Linked DNA regions of Mus musculus: region 1 is linked to region 2. A link is a loop called in an ENCODE intact Hi-C map of the cell type or tissue named here. Cell type or tissue: gastrocnemius. All regions are shown on one strand. Each heading gives the region's core, and the rest is flanking DNA. Links, peaks and the distances in the headings are about the cores only. Region 1 has its middle 4.4 kb from the start of Lsm14b. Region 2 has its middle 3.9 kb from the start of Gm46782.

Evidence for each region. Peaks named below come from ENCODE experiments on the same cell type or tissue, not always from the same donor. Only the 100,000 strongest peaks of a DNase experiment are listed, where the experiment ranks them.
Region 1: a loop joins it to region 2, with 2.3 times the contacts of the local background. A loop is called at or near these places in 1 of 42 quality-filtered maps.

What each region holds. Positions count from the first base shown.
Region 1 is chr2:180,018,417-180,022,798 of GRCm38, forward strand. No RefSeq gene overlaps it. Among named protein-coding and RNA genes, the nearest start is that of Lsm14b, 4.4 kb to the right of the region's middle. In gastrocnemius, for the core only: no CTCF peak of the experiment used is centred there; DNase peaks (open chromatin) are centred at 2,009, 2,165 and 2,625; H3K27ac peaks cover 2,320 bases.
Region 2 is chr2:180,112,506-180,116,887 of GRCm38, forward strand. It overlaps a transcript of Osbpl2 not described here. Among named protein-coding and RNA genes, the nearest start is that of Gm46782, 3.9 kb to the left of the region's middle. In gastrocnemius, for the core only: a CTCF peak has its summit at 1,610; DNase peaks (open chromatin) are centred at 1,810, 2,167 and 2,928; H3K4me3 peaks cover 344 bases; H3K27ac peaks cover 3,323 bases.

The DNA of each region.
Region 1 (4,382 bases), core at 243-4,242, 94 kb before region 2:
CCTCTAGAAAATGAGTGGAGAGAGCCATAGAAAGACACCAAGCGTTGCCTTTGGACCTCCATGCACGTGCATGCACATGTGAATGTGTACCTGCACACACGCAGACGTACATAAGCTCTCTCACGCAGCACACTCACAGACACGAAAAAGAGAAACCATGAAGATTGTCTAGCAAGAGTGAGGAGTCAGCTCTGAAAGAGGTTTCTAGTCCTGTCTCCACCAGGAGAGAAGCCTCCATCTGCCTTGCTCACCTGAGACCCGGGGAAAATGTGGTCAGGGAGAGTGAGCGCTTAGTTCTGAGACGCTCCGATGAACAGGAAGCCCTGTGCCTGAGTGGAAGGATAGGCTATTGAGGTGTCGACACCCTGTCCTCTGCCATAATCGGCACTGTAAAAACAGGATCCGCCTCACGCATGGCTAATGATGGGAATATGAGGTTTTATTGGGGTTGCTTTCGGGACTATGGACTGGGAGGGGGTTACCTTCAAGAGCATAAATGACTCCATGCTTTGGCAAATAGTCAGCAGCTTCTCACAGTGTGAAATATAGATTACCATGTGATCTGGATACCGTATTCCTGAGAACAATTAAAACAGCTAGGCAATGTTCATGGGGTATGTTCTAGCTGGGCAGCCTTGTCTGGCCTCAGTGGGAGAGGATGCGCCTAGCTCCACAGAGACTTGATGTGCCAGGATGGGGGTGATAGCCAGGGGGCTCCCACCCACTCAGAGGAGAAGGGGAGGAGGAACTAGGGGGAAGGACTGTGGGAGGGTGTTGGGCCTGGGGTGGGGGCAGTAAGCAATCAAAGTAAAGTGAATCAATTAAGAAAAAACAAAAAAACAAAAAACAGCCAGGCAAATACACAGGTGTTCACCGCAGAACTATAATACCTAAACAGTGGCAATAACTAACGTAAATGTCTGTCAGGAGGCGGCGAGCCAAGCAGCATCATGAAACAGAACATTACCCAATCATCAAAAGGGAGTCACTGATCCAGGCTGCCACAGACGAGCCTGGAAATCAGACAAACATTTGCCAAGCGAGGGGGGACTGTGCATGATCCCATTCAGATGAAATTTCATTCAACGTCCACACCAGGCAAATCAACGGAAACAAAAACCCCTAAAGCTGTTTGGTACTAGAAGAGGAGGGAGCAGAGGAAAACTGCTAATGAGCCTGGGGTTTCTATCTGGGGTAGTGGTTATACAACTCTGAACACATCTGAACGTCACTGAGCTGTATACTCGAGTGCTATTACAGTAAGTAAGTAGTATCTCAGTAAAACTGTTAAGTCAGAGATGATTCTGGCCCAGCCTGGTGTGGAAGAAGAAACCTCACCACTATTGATGACTGTCACTTGAGTTTTCTGAACCTGCAGGGCTTCCAAGGCAAGAGTTTTTAGCATGTAGGGAACATACTCCCAGTGGCTACCTTTCCTATCTAGTGCCTGGTACCTACTTAAACGGTACAGAAGCCCTGGCCCAGGAAACCAGTATCCTCTAGGGACAGCCCTCTTCTCAGACTCTGCCTGCTCCCGTCCCGGTTTCCCAGACACAGACAGTGTGTCCCACTCTGTAGGCCTCCATTGCTGGCGCATGACAATTTTGTCACAAGGAGCACTAATTTGCCCTTTGCTCTTGGGGTGGGGAAAGGATTGTGGCTGTTAAGTCAGAAAGAGAGGATTGTGGCTGTTAAGTCAGACCTGCTTATGAGCAAAAATAGAATCTTCCGTTTCCCAGCGTGCCAGCCTTGGGCTGAGTGACAGAGCCTCGGAACAGGGACGAGTGTCCTAGGGTCAGCCGAGGACCAGCTCGGAGAATCTGGACATCTCTCATTTACATGACCTTGTTCCTTGGGTAGTGGCTTTACCCGGTAGGTGCTCCTTCCCCAACAAGCAGGTGCCAAGAGTGCCCAGGATGGCTGGAATGCTCTCAGGTAGGCTTCTGGGTTGTCATGGCAACTACCTAGGAGGGAGGCATCTTGCATCTCCTGTGGAGCCAAGCTAGGATGAAATGCCAGAGAAAACACTTGGAGGATCTGCTGCTCCTCTCTCACTGTCCTGCTCCAGCCTCAGGGAGCCTTCCTCTGCCCATCAGCTGCCTACACAGATCCACAAAGCAGGATGCCCAGAGCCTCAGAACCAAGGGTCAGAGGTCAGAAGATTTGGATTAGAGCCCTACCCTACCTACTGTCCCCTGGCTGTGTAACCCTGGCAAAGTCATCCAGCTCAGGATGAAACTGCATGATACCTCACAGGGCTGGCAAGGAGACCACTTGGCCGGGTGTGTGAGATGGTCAGACTAGCTCTGAGTGAGCTTTTATTTCTATCCAAGAACAGAGGCCCAAGGAATTTGCCCCCTCACCCTAAGCTGTTCCTGAGGTCTCAGAGAGGCTTGTCTCCAAGTAGAGGTCCATTTCTGTCCCGTGTTCTTGAAGCACTTTCTGTGTTTCTGCCTCTCCAGCACTTAGAGAGTCAATATCTAGGGTTGCCTAGAACCCCATTAGGTTTGACTAGCAGCCCAGCCTCAAACGGCTGCACCTGTGAGAGTGGCTGAGGCTTGGTGATTGTGTCAAGAGCTCCACGTGCTTCTCTCTGCTTCCCTGTAGTACGGCTTCAACACTGCGCTGCTCCAAACCTGGAAAACCTGGGTGTCAGGGAAGTGGGGTGGGAAGAGGAGAAAGGCAACAGAGAGGACAAGAAGCCACCTGGGACGGAGGGGAGGGGACAGGCAAGAGAAGGGACAGAAAGATGAGCTCAGCATAAAGGCAATTGCCAAGCCTGGTGACCTCAGCTCAGTCGTCAGAACCAACGTGACAGTAGGAAAGAACCAAAGCCCACAATGTCCTCTGACTATTGCGCATGTGCAATGGCCCCCAACACAGATTCATATCCACACATACAATAAATAAATATATGTAATTTTTAAAGAGTAGGGACAGGGCTGGGCAGTGGTGGCGCACGCCTTTAATCCCAGCACTTGGGAGGCAGAGGCAGGAGGATTTTTGAGTTCGAGGCCAGCCTGGTCTACAGAGTGAGTTCCAGGACAGCCAGGGCTACACAGAGAAACCTTGTCTCGAAAAACAAAAACAAACAAACAAAAAAGGAGTAAGGACAGAAAGAGAATCAGGAAAGCTGGAGCTTAGCTAGCAGACTGCTTGTCTACTGTGCATCAAGCCTGTGTTTAATGTGGTAGCAAATGCCTGTGACCCCCAAACTTGGGAGGCAGAGGCAGGACGATCAGGGGTTCAAAGTCATCTGAGCTACATAGTTTACAGCCAGCCTTGGCTACTTGAGAGACCCCTGTCTCACAAAACAATACAGGACCAGGAAGGGGAAGAAGAGAAGGGGTGCTGAGTAGAAAGGAGGGAGATGTCAAAACACATGAACTTTGACCCACTGTGCAGATTCTAGAACAGAAGGCTGGTTGAACCGTAGGAAATGGAGTTCATCTGGAACCAGGGACAACAGGTAAGGCTGCAGGAGGATTGCTGCTTATGCAGATCCTCCTCCTTACAGCGCAGTCACACATGCAGCACTAGTATGCTAGGAGACAACCACCCTGGGCTCCTCGTCCTCTTCTCTCTGCCTCCCACACAGTCTACCTGTGCCTCCTCTTTCCATCCCAGCCAGTTCTGATCGCAGCAGATCAGAACTTTCCGGCAGCGGCAGTGTGGTGATGAGATTCTGAGTGTGGGGAGAAGCCAGGTCAAGACTCCTTACCTGGCATATCTCTATACGTCACACCAGGATCTTAATTGCTCTTTACCCGTGGACCATCAACCTAACCGTGGTTTTCTTTAATTCTTGGTTTGTATGTTTTGTGCTAAGCACCTGTGAGATCTGGCGTGCTTCTGAGTTACAGAATGGTTTTCTGTGGCACCACACAGTCACCTGCTCCAGAATACTGGCAAGTGTTATCCCAGCTGGCCAGCACTGAAGTGTGGGATGGGGGTTCAACTTCCTGCCTTCTCCCTGCCTTTCTTGGGGCTTGTGCACTCTACTCCCATGCAGCTTATGGCTGCAACGAAGGTTTCTGCAGCTAGCTCAGGTTCTTCACACATCCAACCTAGCCACTCTCAGAGCCTCATGCAGCCATTATCTTCTGGGGACTTCTAGTGTTCCAGTAAGATGGGCAGAGTAGCTAAATCACCATTTGGGAAAAGGAGAGACTGAGATAGGGAATCTGACAAGGTCAGAGTTCCTCAGAAGCCCTGGCTACTCTCTATAGATCTCTCCACACGATTACCAAAGGGGTGGGCTCAGCAGGCTCTCCAGACCTGCACACTTGTAAAGAACTATATTGTAGCATTACTGGGTAGATGCGCCAGCCAGGAAACAAACACTTCTCCAGTGGATACCTGGGTCAAATTTCAGTCACAAC
Region 2 (4,382 bases), core at 61-4,060:
GCTTGCACAGGTTGCTGACAGATGAAGCTGTTGCTCCACAGAACTCAGCCGGGCGGAGCTAGTGCTTACCTGTTCCAGTTGGGACAACAGTGGTCATGTGTGGGAAGCGGCAGTGCTGAGCCTGATAACTGAGAAGGAGGCTAGACTCTGTCTTTTGTTTGTTTGTTTGTTTGTTTGTTTGGAGAAAGGGTCTCTCTATGTAGACCAGGCTGGCTTTTAACTCACAGAGATCCACCTGCTTCTCCCTCCCCAAGTTCTGGGACTAAAGGTGTCACTACTCTTGACTTGTGTGACATTTTGAAGGGGGATCCTGGCCAGGCATGCCCAGTGGAGAAAGTGGGTCATTTCATCCACCTCGTTAGGAATGGCTGGCTTTAGGAGCCTAACTGCTACCTTGTCCTCTTGACTCTGCTCTCCTGGCGAGCCTCTCTCCTTGGGGTGTCACCTTTAGGCTCATATCTCAACACACAGTCCAGGGGTAGGTAAAGGGTCTGTACTCAAACCCTGCATCTGGCTTTCAAGTGCACCTGTCTGAGGTCAGCCTGCTGATGGGGAGGAGTCTAGGTAGCTCCTAGATGGATCCTGTGCAGATGACCGGGTGCCCTCGGAAGGTTTTCACATACCTTCCCAAGCCCCAGGAAGATGGAGGCACACAGAGCAAATGACAGGTAAAAACCCATCCCATGTGGACACTGGGCTCTGTCCTTCCTGGGTTGTCTGTAGGATCTACTTGCACCATCTCCTATTGCCAAGGGCTCAGAAGGCCAGGCTGCTCTTCAGGCCAGGGTATTGGGGAAGCCCTGAGCTAACTCTGTCTTCCACGGGTGCTCTGGGGAGGCCTATCCCTGAGTCACTTTAGAGCCATGGCTAAGGTTGTCTTGGATTTCCTGACTTCTCCCAGCCTTGGCAACACGACCAGAATGAGGCCCTTTATAAGCCCCTCCAGATCTTCCCCAAACAACCTCAACCTGATAGCCTGGCCCATCCCCATCCCTGCAGGGGATAAGTCACGGAGCTGGTTGGGGAATTAGCCATTGCCCAGCCCACTCCTTCTATAGCGTGGCTGTACATTTTGCTATGAGAAGGAAATGTGGCCGAAGAATTTCAAGATAGTGATACCAGTGCAGTAAATCCAGCTTGGGTCTTGCACACTGGCATAGGCTTGCTTCCATGGAGGCTCCTGGCTAGACTAGAACACTGTGAGAGACTACCACATCCTCTCAACCACAGGTCAGGAGCCAGGGCAGGGCACCTGACCTCTGTGGTAACCCAGCCCGGCACACAGGCAGTGGCCACTAGGTCCTTGGCTGTGTCTTTCTTTGTTTTTTGTTTTTTATTTTTGTTTTTGTTTTTTTTAGAGACAGGGTTTCTCTGTATAGCCCTGGCTGTCCTGGAACTCACTTTGTAGACCAGGCTGGCCTCAAACTCAGAAATCCACCTGTCTCTGCCTCCCGAGTGCTGGGATTAAAGGCATGTGCCACTACGCCCCGGCAGGCTGTGTCTTTTTTGACTGCCTCTCCCAAGATGGGGTAAGGGTGCATACCCTCTCCCAGAAGGACTCCAGTTACCAGGTTGCCTTTCCCCTATGTCCTTAGCTCCACCTTATGGAGGAAGCATGCTGGTGCCAGGGAGGGAGGGAGGGTGGCCTTGGCTAGCCTTCCTCCCTGGCCTGGGCTACTACCGGAAAGAAGAAACCTCCATTCTCTGTCCTGAGCCTCATCTCTGCTCTCCATCTAGGCTCCCCAGGCGTGTTTAACCTGCCCCTCCCATCCGGTATGCAGCTTCCCTGGCACCGAGGCCCAGCCAGCGGCTCCGGCCAACGCATTTGGCTCTCAGCAAGCTAAATCTAACCCAGCCCAGCTGTCGCTCCTCCAGTTCTCTCCTGCCCTGCCAGTTCCCTGCACGAGGATGTGCGTATATTCTTGCCACCCGATATGGGTCCCTGGGACTTGTGGATCCTAGACCAGGATCCGGGACCTCTCTTTGCTCAGGTGTATTCTGCATCTGTGTTCAGGGTCCAAGGCAGGGTCAGTGTGTGGCAGGTGCTCAGGGGATACTGGGAAGAAAGACAGGGACCCATCTTCCATCAGCTCCAGTACAGCCAGGAAGAAGGAACCATAGTTCCCTGGGCCAGCTCCATGCTGGGTATGGAGTTGCCCTAAAGACTATGAGATGGAGTCTGGCTGGCATCCGTCCCACACTGGCCCAGGAGGGTATCGTGGAATTCCATTGTTATGGGCTTTAGTGTATGTGTGTGTGGGGGTTGAAGTCCCAGCCCCTGGGGCCTGGGTGGGGGTGGACAGTCTCAGACACTACTCAAGGTGAGGCCAGCAGGTAGGCCTACTAGGCAAGTGACCACTGTAATCATCTCTTCTGAGCCTGTTTTACTTAGGCCAGTGACACCCTCAGGTAGAATGCTTCAGCCTTGTCAAAGTAGCAGGGGATGGTGTCCTGGCTAGTGAAGTGTAAGTGGAGAAATGGATGTTGGGAAAAGAGAGAGAAACCCACTTTCCACCAGTCAGAGTACAGCTGGGAAGAGGGACACACTGGTTCACTGGCTGAACTTTCCTCAGCTCCTGGGGCAGATTTTCAAGCTGATTTATCTTGGGGGCGGGAGCAGCAATGTTATCCTTCCTCCCTCTTTTCATCCCTTCCTTTCTGGTTAGAGCTGTGTGTGATGATTAGAGCACCAGCCACTGTTTTGGGCCATGGCGTGACATGAGACTGGAAGGAACCTTTGTTGAGTTATACAGCAAAGCAGGAGTGAGACAGGGCAGCTTGGGCTCCTGTCACATGGGAGCAAGCACACTTCTATTTTGTTGAAGCCTTTGTTATTCTGGGCTTCTTCAGAAATGGAGTGCTTGCTAACCATTCCTGAAGGGCAGGCAGCCAAGTCGGCTCAAATGTTTCCTTCAGCAAGGCAGGATGCCATTCTAGTGACCTGTCAAGAAAATCTCAGTGTTCGCACATGCTGGGTCTGAGCTGGGCTCTTTGCGTGCAGGCGCCTCCACACACTCTGGTCAGCCTTGTGGGGGAGGAAGAAGCGTGCTGGCTTTGACCGGTTTTTCACACATCCCTCTGATCTCAGGAAACAGTAGCTAACTAGCAAGTGAGGCCTCCTGACCTCAGGTAGGCAGACTCCTGGGGGCCTCCTGATCACTTGCCATGAGTAGTTGAGCATTTAGCTGACACAATCCACTCTAGGGCACTCAGCCTACAGTGGGGCACACAGAACTGGGAAATGAGAAACGGGCCAGTAGCTTCCTTGGTGCTTAGAAGGGAGTCTGTGGGGCCTCCTTTTCCACCTCCTCTGGATCCTCACTCCTTGACCTCTACAGGACCTGTCACTAGGAAGGTTGTTAGGGTAGCTTCCCAAAAGAGGAAGGAGTGTTGGGGTTAGCCTGGGATGGCTTGGGCTTGCTGTCACATAGAAGGAACTTTGGGGTGAAAAGTTTAATGGGGAACACCACTTTTCCTGCTTCCTTTTGGCAGAGTTTAATAGGTGCAGCTTGTTCGTGTCCCAAAGCCACAGGGGGAAAAAGAATAAGAAAAAGCCCTTTTCTGCTGCTATTGATAACTTGTCTCTTCACGAGGCGGGTTCAACCTAAAAATACCCACCCTCCCCGACAGGGAAGCCAGCATCGTCACGTTGCAGAGGAGACTTGAAAGTTGACTGAGAAGAATCAGCCGAGCCACGTGAGCCGGTCCAGGCCTCTGTGGTCAGGCTGCCCACTGGCAGCCTACTTCCTGTCCCCACGGAAGATTCCATGGCATGGCTGAGAAGAGAGCTGGAAGTGTGTTCTGCCAGGGACCTGGGAATCTGGGGTGGAGATGGCCTCAGGCTGGCTTCAGCAGCAGGGGCCAGGTGGGGCCACATACAAGGCACCCCAGTTCCTGGATGCCACACCCTGGCCCAGCTGGCGGACAAACAGGCTGAGATGAAGAGATAGCATTCTGGCAAAGAGGTAAGAGTGGAGTGGGTGAAGGGCAGAGGGTGGGTGGTTGGTAGCCTGTCCCTGGGCGAGCTGCTGCTCTTGAGCCTTAGTTTCCCTTCTGGAATGGGGAGCGATCATCTCTGTTCTGCCTCCGTCAGGGGTGAGGATGGAAAACAGGATGATGGGGTTCGTGTTGCTATCTGGCTGTGACCACCCACAGCGCCAGCTGTGGTCAAGGGAGGCCTTGCGTGGGTCTTGCGAGACACAGGCAGATGGCCCACCCTTGAGGAAGGGGTAGTTCCCGCCCTAGTCAAGAAGACAGAGGGATTCTGTCAGGGAGCCTCTGGCCTCCATTCTAAGCCCTCAGAGTTGGCTTGACCTCCAGGATCTATCCTGTAATCTCCCACCTCCACTTAGCACTTGGGACTGGATGTATCCTTTATTTAT